2 separate regions of the Homo sapiens genome follow, and region 2 is linked to region 1. The links are chromatin loops, found by intact Hi-C in ENCODE. Cell type or tissue: Caco-2. All regions are shown on one strand.

The links. Hi-C counts contacts between places; a loop is a spot of excess contacts. Peaks named below come from ENCODE experiments on the same cell type or tissue, not always from the same donor. Only the 100,000 strongest peaks of a DNase experiment are listed, where the experiment ranks them.
Region 2: a loop joins it to region 1, with 6 times the contacts of the local background. A loop is called at or near these places in 6 of 110 quality-filtered maps.

The regions. Positions count from the first base shown.
Region 1 is chrX:70,664,898-70,672,897 of GRCh38, forward strand. TEX11 (testis expressed 11) reads right to left here. Exons shown (of 30, transcript NM_031276.3): 16 at 5,480-5,617. Among named protein-coding and RNA genes, the nearest start is that of SNORD3E, 180 kb to the right of the region's middle. In Caco-2, no CTCF peak of the experiment used is centred here; a DNase peak (open chromatin) is centred at 4,364.
Region 2 is chrX:70,193,039-70,201,038 of GRCh38, forward strand. It overlaps DGAT2L6 (diacylglycerol O-acyltransferase 2 like 6), which reads left to right. Exons shown (of 7, transcript NM_198512.3): 2 at 6,233-6,343; 3 at 6,774-6,844; 4 at 7,217-7,421. Among named protein-coding and RNA genes, the nearest start is that of DGAT2L6, 20 kb to the left of the region's middle. In Caco-2, a CTCF peak has its summit at 4,364; a DNase peak (open chromatin) is centred at 4,373.

The sequences.
Region 1 (8,000 bases):
ATGAAGTACAGAGGCCACAGTGCCATCTAGTGAATATCACTAGTTTATGTCTGCTGGTCCCAAGCTCATTTTTCGAACTTTATATGGTAAAGAGAAACAATATATAACCAGCACATGAGACATAACTGTCTTCACTTTAGGTCACATAAATATTCTATGAATAGTCTCATCTTTGTGTCTGTTGTAAGTCTTACAGCCATTCTGTGGTTTGAGAGTGTGGTTCAGTTTTATCAAACTATAGTAGTGCTAATGACATTCATGTACCTAAACTGCAGTTGCAAGCTGAGGATGGGACTTCTGTACTGAGTTAAAGAGTACCCAATTGTGCATTCCCATTAACTTACACAGACTATCACCAAAACAAGTCATTATCCATCTGTCAACTAACATTAAGGTTTTATTATGGTTTGCAGCAAAATCCCATTATATCAAGGTGTGATAAACTGCTTCTGTATTTAGAACCCAAGCTCATTTCCTTCATCCTTAATCCATTCAAACCTATGACTTGCACAAACCAAATATTTTTAAATCCTCAAAAATAATATAGCAAAATCAGGATACCAGGCTTAAGGCACTACAAACACCTCAAAGGCAGAGTTGATATCTATGAAACAACATTGTTTAATATTGTCTCATGCAAAGTACTGAAGATATCTGAATGGATAATAGCAATTAAAAAATTTTTATTTATACAATTTAGAAAACAAACCAAAGAAATGATCTATAATTGGCATTGTTATCTCAAAAAGAGGTTGCCAAGTGTGCGAGCTAATGAATCTGTAACCTAATCTACTAAAAAGTTCAAGGGAGTCTATTTCTCAACTCCATTGGCCTGCCCAAATTAACTTCTGACCTATGATTCAATATTTCATTTTAAATCAAAATAAAATGCGTTCTCACCCTCAAAAGAGAAAAGAGCTGAGCTGGAGAAAGTTATAGTGGGATGATTTTTAATAATATAATCTCATTCAGTTCTGATAATCAAAGAGCACTCACAGATCTTAATCACTATTAATTTCCAAATTATGCATAGTAGCAAGGACAGAAATAGCATGAGGAAATGGAATTCCTATATCAGAAGAAGTTGATTGACAGGTATTTATTGAGTCTTTATAACTATTTTTAATGTAATGAGCATCTACTATGCATTAGGCACTATGCTGGGTACAAGGGCAAATAAAGATAAGATATGGTCTCTGTCCTCAAGGAGGTGACTGACAGTCCAATAGATGACTAAGGCAGGTATAGAAATAACTAAAATATAATGAGAAAACAAGTATCTAGGGATAAACAGAACTGTTACAAAGTCTTGGAGGAAAGGCAAGACAAGGAAATTTCCTCAGGAAGCTAAGAATGTCATTAAGAGTTAGGCTTTGAAAAAGGGAATTTTAAGCTAGGCTTTGAAAAGGGAATTTTAGGGATGCAGGAAAGAGGTAATTTGCAATGAAGAAGCATGAAAAAAGATACTGAGGTAGAAAACATAGATCATGGCTAGGAAGCAGCAAGTACTCCAGTTGAGGACAAACATAGTATACAAGGAAATAAAACAGAAACAGTTTCCATGAAAGTAGGTTGTTATAAAGCCAGAAAGCCCCTTGGATTATGTCTCCTGGCATGAGTCTACTTCCCTTTGACTTTCTGCTATGTTTTGATCTAGCACAAAAGCCCTCACCAGAAGCCAAGCAAATGCCAGCACCATGGCCCTTGAACTTCCCAGCCTGCAGAATCATGAGCTTAAATAAACCTATTTTCTTTATTAATTACTCAGTCTTAGGTATTCTGTTATACCAACACGAAACAGACTAAGACACCACTACTTCCCTGATCACATCTCCTAATTCTCCTAATGTTCCCTCAGCTCCAGCCACAAAGGTCTCTTTGCCATTCTTTAAATACCCTAGGGCCTTTGCAGTTGTTATTCCCTCCATCTGGAATGCTCTTTTTCCTCAGGTCTCTACTTAAAAACAATCTTCTCAGTGAGGACTTCCCTGACCACCCTATCTAAAAGTTCAACCATTCATCCGCCTCTGAAACATTTAATATCACCCTTTCCTGCTTAGTTTTCTCCTTAGCACTTATCAATATTTAATATACCAGGAGTCAACAAACTATAGCCTTTGGGCAAAATCTGGCTCACCATATTTTTTGTACAGTTCATAAGTTAGAACAATTTTACATTTTAAGTGCCTGAAATAAATCAAAAGAATCATATTTTATGACACACAAAAATTACATGAAATTCAAATTTCAGTATTCCAAAACATAGTTTTATTGGAACACAGCCACACCAATTTGATTACATACTGTCTATGGCTATTTTCAAGGCACAACAACAGAGTTGATTAGTTTCAGCACAGACTGTATGGCCTGCAAAACCTAAAATATTTACTGTGGTTCTTTACAGAAAGTTTGTTGACCCCTATAATATAACATAATACTTATTTATCTTTTTATTGTTTGCCTCTCCTAGTGGAAAATAATGGGGACAGCAGTATTTGTCCATGTGGATAAAGGTTTTTATATATTTTGTTCATTACTATATCCCCAATGCCTAGAACAGTACTTAACACATAGGAGACAATAAATAAATATTTTTGAATGAATGAACACTAAAAAATTGGATTAGAAAGTTTGGCAACAAAAAGAAGGACACAGAACTGAAGTTTGAGGAGGATTACAAAGTTGAAGGAAGGTTTTTGGATAAAGAAGACTTCAAGGTAATTATAGTGACAGGAGAAAGAAACAGTAGGCCGGGCGCGGTGGCTCACGCCTGTAATCCCAGCACTTTGGGAGGCCGAGGCGGGCAGATCATGAGGTCAGGAGTTCGAGACCAGCCTGGCCAAAAAGGTGAAACCCTGTCTCTACTAAAAATATAAAAAATTACCCAGGCGTGGTGGCCCATGCCTGTAATCCCAGCTACTCAGGAGGCTGAGACAGGAGAATTGCTTGAGCTCAGGAGGCGGAGGTTGCAGTGAGCTGAGATAGCACCATTGCACTCCAGCCTGGGCAACAAGAGTGAGACTCTGTCTCAAAAAAAAAAAATAAAAAAGAAACAGTAGAGAATGATTAAACAGCTAGGGTTGAGATCTGTAGAGTAAGGTCCCCAGACAAAGTTACTTCTTTCTCGTAGGTAAGAGAAAAGAAAGGATGGGTGAAGAGGTGAGAAATTGATGAAGTTCATGTCAGTGGCTACAAGCTCAGCAAATCACACGATAAGATCTTTTGCTACAACAAAGGAGAAAGCATGGGTGCTTAAGGACAGAAAAAAAATGTTTTGGAATTATCACTGTGGGGAATGTGATAAAAACTCAACAAGAGTCAGTATTATTGACTACCTAGCTGAAAAACCATGAAATTTTAGCAAACCCAATAAACATGGTTTCATAAATTTTCCCAACAATGCTCAAGCAACTCAAAGGAAGGAGTGAAGAAAGACAATGAAAGCTAACAAAGGTTAGACACTGGCGAGGTGGGATTATTAAAATATGATGGATTGTGTATTTTTTTCACCTTTCTGTCTGTCCTAGTGCATAAGAGGATATTCATTGTATATGGAGGGTATCCAATCAATGTCTGCTAAATTCAAGACAAGGATGAAATGGAGAAATATACTAACAGTAACCAACAAAGTTACCTTGAATATATTCAAAATATCCTTTGGTTTCACCACTAATCTGGCCATAAATGATACAGTTACATATTGAGTACGCACCATTAAAATACACCTGGTTTACTGTTCTCCTATTCTTCCTAACCTCACTATTAATACCATTTGAATTTCCAATTATAAAGTCAGTGCTATACTAGGCTCTAGGACCAAACTTGACATTAGAAGAGATGTAAGTAGCATTGCTTAAGTCTCAGAAAACTGTATCTAGTCAACTTGTATTCCTCTTCTGGTCATTGCTTCCCAGTTTGGCTCCCTATGCAGGGGATCTGCTCTTAAAAACAGCCTCATATCCTGGCCCCTTTAGTTGTGGAGATCTACTTTGCTCTTTCTAGTATGTCTGCACACACTCCTATTCCTCAAAGATTTGTGTACTGTCTCAGAGTCCAAATATCTGTGATTGAAACCCTGTTCCCTGCTGTTATGTTTATGTGATGCCAACCACCTGTGTGCCTGACTTACGGACTATTTCCAACATTTAGATTTCTCTCATTGCCATGCTCTGCTTATCTGCCCATTAGGATACCATGATGTCAGCTGCTTGAGTGAGTTGAAGGCAACTATACTTTGTTCATCTCTGTAACCTCAGAGCCTAGCATAATGTCTGGTACTGTGTTCTTTCTTTCTTTCCTGACTGGCTGATTAGATATCCTCCCTTGGCCTGCAAATGCATCCATTCCCCAACTAGCATGTCTACATCCAGATATAGGTCCTTCCCAAGCTGCCTAGCTCACTGTGTCATAAATCATGGAAGTTATAAAGGCTCTGTGATTGCCTTCTTTATTAGTCTTTAAGTAAACAGTAGGCAACTACCTTTCTGAAATAGTGCTGTCCTGTGCAGAATTAGGTAACAAAATCTACATGATCATCTTCCTTTTAGATCTTAAACTGTAGGTAACTATTTTCTGAAACAGTTAAATGCTAGCCTGTACAACATTATGATGAATTAAGTAACATTTCAAGTTCTCTTCCAGGGCTGTGACTTTATAACATATAAACTAAATAGCAAATATTTTCTTGAAAGAAAATCTAAAGTATTTAAGTCAGATAAACAACTCTTCAAAAATAAACCTTCAAAGAAAACATCTGGAATCATTACCCTTAATCACCTAGGTGAACAAAGGTTAGACCTGTCATTAAAACTTGAAAGGCAACAAAAACCTTCATATTTCATTTGGGTTCACACTTGTCCTTCTAGTTCTTTGTCCTTCTAAGAGCCAATACCCCTCATTACGTGCATACCATATGATAACCAAAGGAAGAAATGTCCTAATTGCTTTGGAAAGTATTTCCGTTCTATCTTTAAACAAGCTTTTATCTTCTTTACCTTCTAGAATTTTGTCCTGATAAGAAATCAGTTAAAGAACATTTTCTAGGGTGGTTGGAAAGGCAAGAGATAACAACCTAGAAAGTGAAAGAATGGCCACTTCATTCAAGTATTTGGTCTCAATGAATGCTTGACAAAAGTGTGTACTTCAAAATTTAGCTTGCTGCAAAGGACAATATTACAGATGGTTAGTAGCAGATAACTTTGTTCAGGAGTTCCAATGATATATTACCTTTCAGAATAGGTGTGAAAAATAAAGGGTAAGTAATAGAATTAATGGTATTCCAAATTCTCTCTTTCTTTGGGAAGTTTCACTCTATGTTTACAGTGTGCAAATCAAGAAAATGTCAATTTGACCTTGTTCTATATGAGGGAACTCTCAGACATCCTAAACTAACAGCCAGGAAGTCACAGCATGGCATCTATCTCTCTGCCACTGCACATAAGAACATTTGCTACCTCTGAAAATAGATAAATCAAAGGACCTTATCAAGTTGTTGCAAATTCAGGTAACAGCAAGCCATGTTCCTCTGCAGCTTGGTGAAGTCCAGATCCATTTCATCAGTTGAATAAAACCTCAGAGAATAATAGTACCATTGTAGGGCATCAGTGTAATTTTGTACCTAAAGTTTAAAAAGAAACAACAAAATCACAGCGATGTCGCTACCCTATCTTTCCCAAGTCACCTCTAGAAACAAATAAAAGATGCTGTTGGTTTCTTTTTTAGGCAATCAAAACACAATATCCTTTATATAGGGTTCTAAGTGCATTTTATTATCAGTCTTGGTCAACATAAGTTTTAGATAAGGTGGCAATCAGTATTCTTTCTTTTTCCTACACATTAGAAATTTCACACATAGGATGAAGAGTCTAAGAGTGTAGTAAACCACCCCAGAAAACTTAAAATCTATTTTAAAAGTTATTAAAACAACAACGACAAAAATTTTAAAAGAGAACACCCATAATTCACCATGCTAATGCAGCTATTTTCATTTATCTATGTTCAATTTTAACTGTATTCTTTTGTATATTTACCTAGTTGTAATCGTAGCTTATATAGAATTTCATGTTCTATTCTTTCCATTTAATTTTGTTTTGTACATATTAATCTATGTTGCTATGTAGTCTTCACAGTAATCAATTTTAGGAGATACATAACATTTAATCAAGTATATAATGATTTTCTTAATGTTAGCTATTTAGTGAATTTGCAGGGTTTTTACTATTGTAATTGATGCTGCTGTATTTGTATATAAAAATACATTTTTCTCTTGAGTAAATTTAAAATTTTCAATGGTAAGAAGCTAGCTAGGGAAAATCTGATAGGAATAACCTGGATAATTATTTCTTAATCTAAGAAAACTGAGACTGCTTATAAACCAAGGTAAGGTAAATGATTCCCTTGTACCCTATCAAGAAGCTTCATATTTTTCAATTAAGAATAGGAGCCATTAGGACCTTCAAGGAATAAAACACCCTCTTCAACTAGAAACAATTATGCTAAATAGGTAAAACACTGCCTTTGACTATTACATTAGTCATAGTAGATTAGAAATATGTCATATTAGAAATAGTCAATTAGAAATAAGATTACATTCCTCTCCAGTGTTGGAAGTGGATGTTTTAAGAAAATTATTCAGCAAGACTGGAAAATGAGAGGAAAGAAAAAGAATCAATAGAAGAATGGGAATTCTGAAGTAGTTCTTCACCTATTCAGTAAAAAAATAAATAAAGGCCTTCTAAAAGAGAATACGAATATCATTCTATCTTGTGGTACCTAACCATAAGACCTAGGTTTCTACATGCTCCTATAAGGGATTCTCTTTCCTTCTCTTGGGTCTAATTCTTTGTTTCTCAGATTTTGTTCCCTTTTTTCTCTTCACATCTTTCTCCTACAAAACCTACCATAACATTTTTTGGAAAACAGTTTTATTGAGGTACAATTGACATATGAAACACTATGAATATTTAAACTGTACAATTGTTTTGATATATATATATATATATATATATATATATACACACACACATAGCTAAAACCATCAACACAGTCAACGGAGTGAACACATCCATCACAACCATTTTTTCTTTGTAATCCCTCAATCCAGTTCATTCTGGTCTCTCATACCCCAAGCAGTTATGGATGTGCTTTCTATAACTTTCTATAACTATTAATTTTTATTTTATAGGCTTTTATACAATGGAATCATCTAATATGTATTAATACTTTTTTGCCTGGCCCCTTTCGCTCAGCAAAACAGTTTCTAGATTTATCCCCATTATTGCATCTATCAATAGTTCATTCCTTTTCATTGCTGAGTAGTATTTCATTGAAGGACATACCAGTTTGTTTATCCACTCACTTGTTGATGGACATTTGGCTGTTTCCAGTTTTTAACTATTATAAATAAAGCTGCTATCAGCTTTTACATGCAAGTTTTTGTATGGATAAATAATTCCTTTTCTCTTGAGTACATACATAGGATTGAAATGGCTGGATCACATGATAGGGGCAAGTTTAACATTTTAGAAAACTGCCAAACTATTTTCCAAACCGTCTGTACTATCTTATATTTCCACCATGAAGTTCCAGTTCCTCAACATCTTCGTCAGCATTTGGTATGGTTAATCTTTTCCATTTTGGCTATTCTAAGAATTATGTATTGGTATCTCCTTGGGGTTTTCGTTTGCATTTCCCTAATGACTCATAAGTCATCTTTTTTGGGTGCTTATTTTCATGCATATATCCCTTTTTGGTGAAATGTCTGTTCATATCCTTTGCTAATTTTTGAATTGTTTTTCTTTGTACATTGAGTTTAGAGAGTTCTTTCTATGTTTTAGCTACTAGCCCATTATTGTATACATGGTCTGAAAATTTTTCTCCCAGTCTCTAGCTTTTTTCATCTATTCAACAGGATCTCTTTTTTTTAAAGTATAATTTTCACTTTATTTTCTTCAGAGGATAGCTTTTTTTTCAGTCCTTAAGGACTCAGCTCCATATGTAGG
Region 2 (8,000 bases), 470 kb before region 1:
TAATCAAAAACCTCCTAACAAAGAAAAGCCCAGGACCAGACAGCTTCCTAGGTGGTCAGTAGTTCAAGACCAGCTCGGCCAACATGGTGAGTTTGAGACCAGCCTGGCCAACATGCTGAAAATACAAAAATTAGCCAGGCATGGTGGCGTGCTCCTGTAGTCCCAGCTACTCGGGAGGCTGAGGCACGAGAATTGCTTGAACCAGGGAGCAGTGAGCCGAGATCGCGCCATTGCACTCCAGCCTGGGCAACAGAGTGAAAGTGTGTGTCAAAAGAAAAAAAAAAAAAAGGATTAATGTCAATCCTTCTCCAACTCTTCCAGAAAACTGAAAAGGCAGGAGCACTTCCAAACTCCTTTTACAATGCAAGCACTACCCTGATACCAAAGCTAGGCAAGGATAGTCCCAGAAAAGAACATTACAGGCCCATATCCCTGATGAACATAGATGCAAAAAATCCTCAACAAAATACTAGCAAACCAAATTCAACAGCACATTAAAAGGAGCGTACACCACGATCAAGTGGGATTTATCCCTGGGATGCAGGGGTGGTTCAACATGCATATGTCAATAAATGTAATATACCACATTAAGAGAAGAAGAATAAAAATCATAAGATCATCTCAATAGGTGCAGAAAAAGCATTTGACAAAATTTAACATCTTTCCATGATAAAAACTCTCAGCAAATTAGACATAGAAGGAATGGATCTCAACATAATAAAGGCCATATATGAAAAGTCCACAGCTAACATCATACACAATGGTGAAAAGCTGAAAGCTTTTCCTCTAAGATTAGAAACAAGGCAAGGGTGCTCATTCTGCCATTTCTATTCAACACAGTACTGGATGTCCTACCAAGAGCAATTACACAAGAAAAAGAAATAAAAGGCATCTAAATTGGAAAGAAAAAAGTTAAATTGTCTCTGTTAGCAGATGACATAATCTTATATAGAAAACCCTAAAGCCTCCACCAAAAAATTGTTAGAACTAATAGATGAATTCAGTAAAGTGTCAGGATATAAAATGAACATACAAAAATCAGTTGCATTTCTATACACTGACAATAAACTATCCAAAAAAGAAATGAAGGAAAACAATTCAATTTACAATATCACTAAAAGGAATAAAATACTTAGGAATAAATTTAACCTAGGAGGTGAGAGATCTGTATACCAAAAACTGTAAGACATTGAAAAAAATCGAAGAAGCCACAAATAAGTTGAAAGATATCCTGTGTTCATGGACTGGAAAAATTAACATTATTAACATGTCTATACTACTCAAAGTGAGCTATAGATCCAATACAATCCCTATGAAAATTCCAATGACATTTTTAAAAGAAACATAAAAAAATCCTAAAATTTGTATGAGACAACAAAAGACCCTGAATAGCCAAAGTAATCTTGAGAAAGAAAAACAAAGCTAGAGGCATCACACTTCCTGATTTCAAACTATATTACAAAGCCATAGTAATCAAAACACTATGGTACTGACATAAAAACAGACACAGAAACCAATGAAATAAGATAGATAGCCCAGAAATAATCCCATGCATTTATAGTCAACTAATCTTTGAAATGGGTCCCAAGAATACACAATGGGAAAAGGATAGTTTCTTCAATAAATGGTGTTGAACTAGACATCCTCATGCAAAATAATGAAACTAGACTCTTACCTTATGACATACACAAACATTAACTCAAAATGGATTAAAGACTTAAATGTAAGACCTGAAATCACTAAACTCCTAAAAGAAAATATAGGGAAAAAGCTCCTTGACATTGGCCTTGACAATGATTTTTTGGATATGACAACAAAAGCACAGGCAACAAAAGCAAAAATAAACAAGCAGGAGTACCTCAAACTAAAAATCTTCTGCCTAGCCAAGGAAACAATCAACAAAATGAAAAGGCAACCCACAGAATGGAAGAAAATATTTGCAAACCATATCTCTTATAAGGGGTTAATCTCTAAAATATATAAAGAACTCATACCACTCAATAGAAAAAAATAAAATAACATAAACTTTTTAATAGGCAAAGGACTTGAATAGACATTTTTCCAAAGAAAACATACAAATAGCCAAAGGGTATATGAAAAGGGGCTCAACATTATTAGTCATCAGGGAGCTGCAAATCAAAACCACAGTGAGATATCACCTTACACCTGTTAGGATAGCTATTATCAAAAAGACAAATGGTAAGTTTTGGTGAGGATATAGATAAAAGGGAATCTTTGTACACTGTTGGTAGGTATGTAAATTGTTACAACCAGTATGGAAAATAGTGGGGAGTTTCCAACAGTAATGAAATTAGTGTCTTGAAGAAATATCTGCACCCCCATGTTCACTGCAGTATTATTAGTAATAGCCAAGACGTGGGATCGACCTAAGTGTCCACTGGCAGATGAATGAATAAAGAAAGTGTCACACACACACACACACACACACGAATATTATTCAGCCATAAAAAGGAGATCCTGCCATTTGCAATAACATGGATGAACCAGGAGGATACTATGCTAAGTGAAATAAGCTAGACACAGAAAGAAAAATACCATATGATCTCATTAGAGCTGGATGTGGTGTCACATGTTTGTAATCCTAGCTACTCAGGAGGCTGAGGTGGGAGCATCACTTCAGCTCAGGAATTTGAGACCAGCTTGGGCAGCACAGAGAGAACCTGTCTCTAAATATATATATTTGTAAATAAATGTAAATTAAATTCATAGAAGCAGAGAATAGAATGGTGGCTGCCAGGAGCTGGGGCAGAGGGAAAATAAGGAAAAATTTGTCAAAGGGCACAAAATTTCAGTTACAAAAAGAATAATTTCTGGGAATCTAAAGTATAGCAGCATTAATAATACTGTATTATATGCTTGAAATTTGCTGAGTGGATCTTAAGTATCCTCACCTCTAGCCACAAACACACACAAAGGGTAACTATGTATGGTGGTGAATGTATTGATTAATTTGATTGTTGTAATCATCACACAATGTATACCTGTCTCAAATCATCACATTGTGCACATTGAATATACACCATTTTTATTTGTAAATTATACCTCCATAAAACTGGTAAAAATGAACTTGAAGTGTATTGTAGATCTAAATGTAAAAAAAGAAAACTGTAAAATGTTTAGTAGAAAACACAGGGGAGGTCAGGGGCAGTGGCTCACACCTGTAATCCCAGCACTTTGGGAGGCTAAGGCAGGAGGACCACTTGAGACCTGGAGTTTGAAACTAGCCAGGGCAACATAGCAAGACCCTGTCTCTACAAAAAAATACAAAATAAATTGGCTGGGTGTGGTGGCATGCTCCTGTAGTCCCAGCCACTCTGGAGGCTGAAGTGGGGGGATCGCTTGAGCCCAGGAAGCGGAGGTTGCAGTGAGTTGAGCCGAGATCACGCCATGGAACGCCAGTCTGGGTGACAGAACCAGATCCTGTCTCAAAAAAAAAAAAAAAAGAAAGAAAAAAGAAAAAAAAAGAAAAAAGAAAGAAAGAAAAGAAAAGAAAATATAGGGGAAAAATCTTCATGACATGAGGTTAGACAAAGAGTTCTTTCAGTTTGACACCAAAAGCACAATCTATAAAAGAAAAAAAATTAATAAGTTGGGCTTCATCAATATTAAAAGCTTTTGCTGTAAAAAGGACCCTGTTAACAAGAATGAAAAGATAGACACAGATTAGGAGAAAATGTTTGCAAATCACATATCAGACAAAAAAACTTATATCCAAAATGCATAAAGAACTACCGAAAGTCAACAGTAAGAAAACAACCCAATTGAAAAATGGGCAAAAGATTTGAATGGACACTTCACCAAAGAGGATATACAGAAAGCAGACAAGCACATGAAAAGCTGTTACGCATCACTAGCTATTGGAGAAATGCAAGTTAAAATTATGATGAGCTACCAATGCGCATATATTAGTTTTTTTTTCTTCTTTTTTTTTCTTTTCTTTTCCCCCAGTGCACATATATTAGAATGGCTTGGCCATCTTCACTACAAACTAAATTAGGAGCCTACCTATGTGAACTTCCTCTTTGATAACCCTCTCCAAGACGCCTCACTTGAACGTGACAAGAGAAATTGGAACCATCTTCTGGTGTCAAGGCCATAATACCTAAGGGAGTGTCACACATACATAAATGCTTGTTCTTCATCATTCCTTCTTCAGATACCCTTGCTTTATGTCACGGAACTCTTTTTACATGAGACTTAGCTCTTCCACATTTGGCTTCTATTTCTCCTATATCTTTAAATTCCACTTTTGTTACCGTGCACGACACTGATGACACTCGGGCTGGGTCTGGAAGCCTTGCTCTGAAAAAAACGTTCCTCGTCTCCTGCCGGGTCATATCTGCAGTTCCAATAGGTTCCACAAGGGGGATGGTGTTACCCAGGTAAGGGCTCTTAGACCGCCTTTAGGACTGGTGGATGAATGAATCAGATAAAAGGCACACAACTAATCCGTCTATGCTTTTAAAATAACATCACATTTAAATAACACTATACATGCTGACTAAATAGTAATTATCAAGTTTACTACTGAAAAGAGAAAACATTTGCTTATTTCGTTTTCAATTGGTCTACAGATATTTGTTGAACACCTACTGTGTGCCAAGCTCTCTTCTAAATACTGGGGAAACAAACAAAATTTATTTGAAACAAAATATAAAAGAAATGATACACTTAGGCTAACTTTAATTAGTGATTATTCTTATTTAACTTTATCTGAATTTCCTTCTGAAGCTTAACTGGCAAATTTACTCTCCTCTTTGATGAAGGGCATAGATAGCAAGGCTTTTTCTCCATGGCAGGCTTCCCATAAAACTCCTCCCACCACGCTTTCCTGTCTAATTTGAATGCTTACAACAACTATCTCGACCAGTGCTTATGAGGGCAATTCAGCCTATTACAAAGGTTTCTTCTACTCCATAACATGACTTTTTAAAGCACTGTCCACTCAGCCTTTTTCCTGCTATTTTCATTTATGTCCAAAATGCAAGAGACAAAGAACTGGTAGGTAACTCCCGAGTTTCTTCTTCCCTGAAACTTTTATCTGCTATGACATGGTACCTGGTCAAAGAAGTCATTCCCTTAGCTAAGTCTTTTTTTATTCACCATATGTATACTTAGCCCCTCTTTCTCATGAATGCAGATTTTTTAAATGGAATTCATTCGCACTGCTGTAACATGTATCGTGTTTGCAGTTACAGCCTGCTATGGCCATTTGCTAACACAGACTTCCCCTTCTGAACCTTTGTGATACTTTTGAATGGAACAAAATGAACACAGTAAAGTGTTTTTTGTTGTTGTTGTTTTGTTTTTTGTTTTTTTGGTTTTTTAGAGATACTGTCTTGCTTTGTTGCCCAGGCTGGTCTCAAACTCCTAGGTTCAAGCTGTCCTCTCACTTTGGCCTCCCAAATTGCTAAGATTATAGGAGTGAGCCACCGCACCTGGCCTAGTAGGGCAGTTTTGTTGTTGTTGTTGTTGTTTGTTTTGTTTTGTTTTGTTTTTTCAAGACGGAGTCTTGCTCTGTTGCCCAGGCTGGAGTGCAATGGCACGATCTCAGCTCACTGCAACCTCCACCTCCTGGGTTCAAGCGATTCTCCTGCCTCCACCTCCCGAGTAGCACTCCAATCATGTGCCACCATGCCCGGCTAATTTTTTGTATCTTTAGTAGAGATGGGGTTTCACCGTGTTAGCCAGGATGGTCTCGATCTCCTGACCTCGTGATCTGCCTGCCTCGGCCTCCCAAAGTGGAGTGGTTTTTAATCCGTGTTTACTTTTCAGCATCAAACAGCCTGTACACTGCGGGTAACCTCCCTGCTGGAATATGCAGACTTATCAGTTCAGCACAGGAAAGAGGGTCAAGCTTTTAGAAAGAATTTCCAGAGGTCCCAGAATGGGGATTCAGCTACCAGCCCAATGTGCTCTTCTTCCCATTCACCAAGCCGTGCTGTCCTTTGACCTCAACTTCATGGTTCTGCTCTTTCTTCAATTGAGAGTTTGGCCATCAAGGAGACCCAGATCCAGGGGCTTCAGAGGCCTGCCTAGACCACAGCAGAGACAAATGGAGGGCGAGGGGTTGGGGAAGAGGGGAGAAGGAGAGAAGAGTCCCACATCAGCCTAGCCCTGCTCCTGTAGTGTAGAGCAGAGGCCGGGGTTATGAGAAGTATACTAAAACTTGAAGGGAACTGAAAGGCTTGAACCCTTTGTGTCTCCCCAGGAGCTATTCCCATTCTCCTTATACCCTACTTTCTGTTATTCAGTAAGTTCTGGCCCTTGGCTGTGCTCTCCTTAGCCTGGCTCACCTATGATTGGAACACCCACAGTCAAGGTAAGAGACAGGGGCACAATGGTGGTCCTGTTTGGGCCAAGAATGGAAGGACAGGGAGAGGGAGGTGGAGGGAGAGGGGGAGAACCAAGGGTAGGGGAGAGGGGAAGGAAGGGGAGGGAGAAGGGAGAGCAAAGCTCAGCAGGGACAGAGGTCTCTACCAGGTAGCTCAGGAAGAATTATGAGGTTGAGGTCTCTGGGCAGGTGCCCCCAGCTTCAGACTATTTTCCTGTCACCTTTCTGGTCGGCTCTAGAGGAGCAGGGGCTTCCTATGTCTTGGGGATTGGATTCAGGGACAGTACTTACAGTTCTGAGGTGTCAGAAGGAGGCCCCTCACGTGACCTGAGGACTGCAGGCAGAACTCTCCTCCTCTGGGAGAGGTAGAGGGACTGCAATGCCCTGTGTACTCTTCCCTTCCCTTCTGTACCCACAGGTGGCAGGCGTTCAGCTTGGGTACGAAACTGGACCCTATGGAAGTATTTCCGAAATTACTTCCCAGTAAAGGTGACCACTCTTCCTCGGGGTGCCCTCAGTCCCTGTTGCCCAGACCCTTGCTCCCTACTCAGCTCCATGTTTTCAGAGGCTTTGGTGGTCAGCAGCGAAGGTCAAGGCCCCGAGTCATAATGCAAAGCAAGGGCCCAAGATGGATGGGCAGGTGGGGAAACAGGTGGATGGCAGCCTTTCCTTCACTGGCAAACCCAGGTCAGCCTCTCTGACCATCGTGAGCCCTGGCAATCCTATGACAATGATGACAACCTAGTGAACAGGGATTTGGGGCTCCCAGAGGGAAACATAGGCTACCTGCTGGGATTTTAGTCCACACGTGGTTTCTTCCTTCTTTGTAGCCAATGCTCTGACTCAATTTCCCTCTAACAGCTGGTGAAGACTCATGATCTTTCTCCCAAACACAACTACATCATTGCCAATCACCCCCATGGCATTCTCTCTTTTGGTGTCTTCATCAACTTTGCCACTGAGGCCACTGGCATTGCTCGGATTTTCCCATCCATCACTCCCTTTGTAGGGACCTTAGAAAGGATATTTTGGATCCCAATTGTGCGAGAATATGTGATGTCAATGGGTGAGTATAAGAAATAATTAATTCTATTTTTTTACCTACTTCAAAGGTGCAACCCCAATAAGTCCTGACAATCACTACCTGCTTGAAGAGTACATGATAGAAAATAAGTCCAGGACACCCTGGGCCCGTAACAGGAGTATGTGGCTAAGCATTAGTTTCTGTCCAAGATCTAGGGAGCAGGGTTTGATTGGGCAGCAGGGGAAATTATAGGCATTCATAGGAGTCACCAGGACTTTTTTCAGAGGGAGAACCAGAAGGCTGGAATTCAGGACCAATGCCAAAGTGCAAATCGAGGATGAAAGCCAAGAATTAAACACAAATCCAGGGAAAAGCAGGTGTGAATGGGATAGCTCAGGCGAACTTCACCAGGCTCTCTCTAGGATGTCAGCTGGCCTCTTTGGGCCGGTCATTTGTACACCATGGTGTCTTAAAAACATTTTGAAGTCTATCATACTAGCTAAAACCCTCCTGGTCCATGACTTTTATCTCCCTGGAACCCCTTCACACTTGCATAAAATACTAAGGGATAAAGGATAGGAGTTCATCAGAGTATCCAGAACAACTTCCCCATGCTCAGCT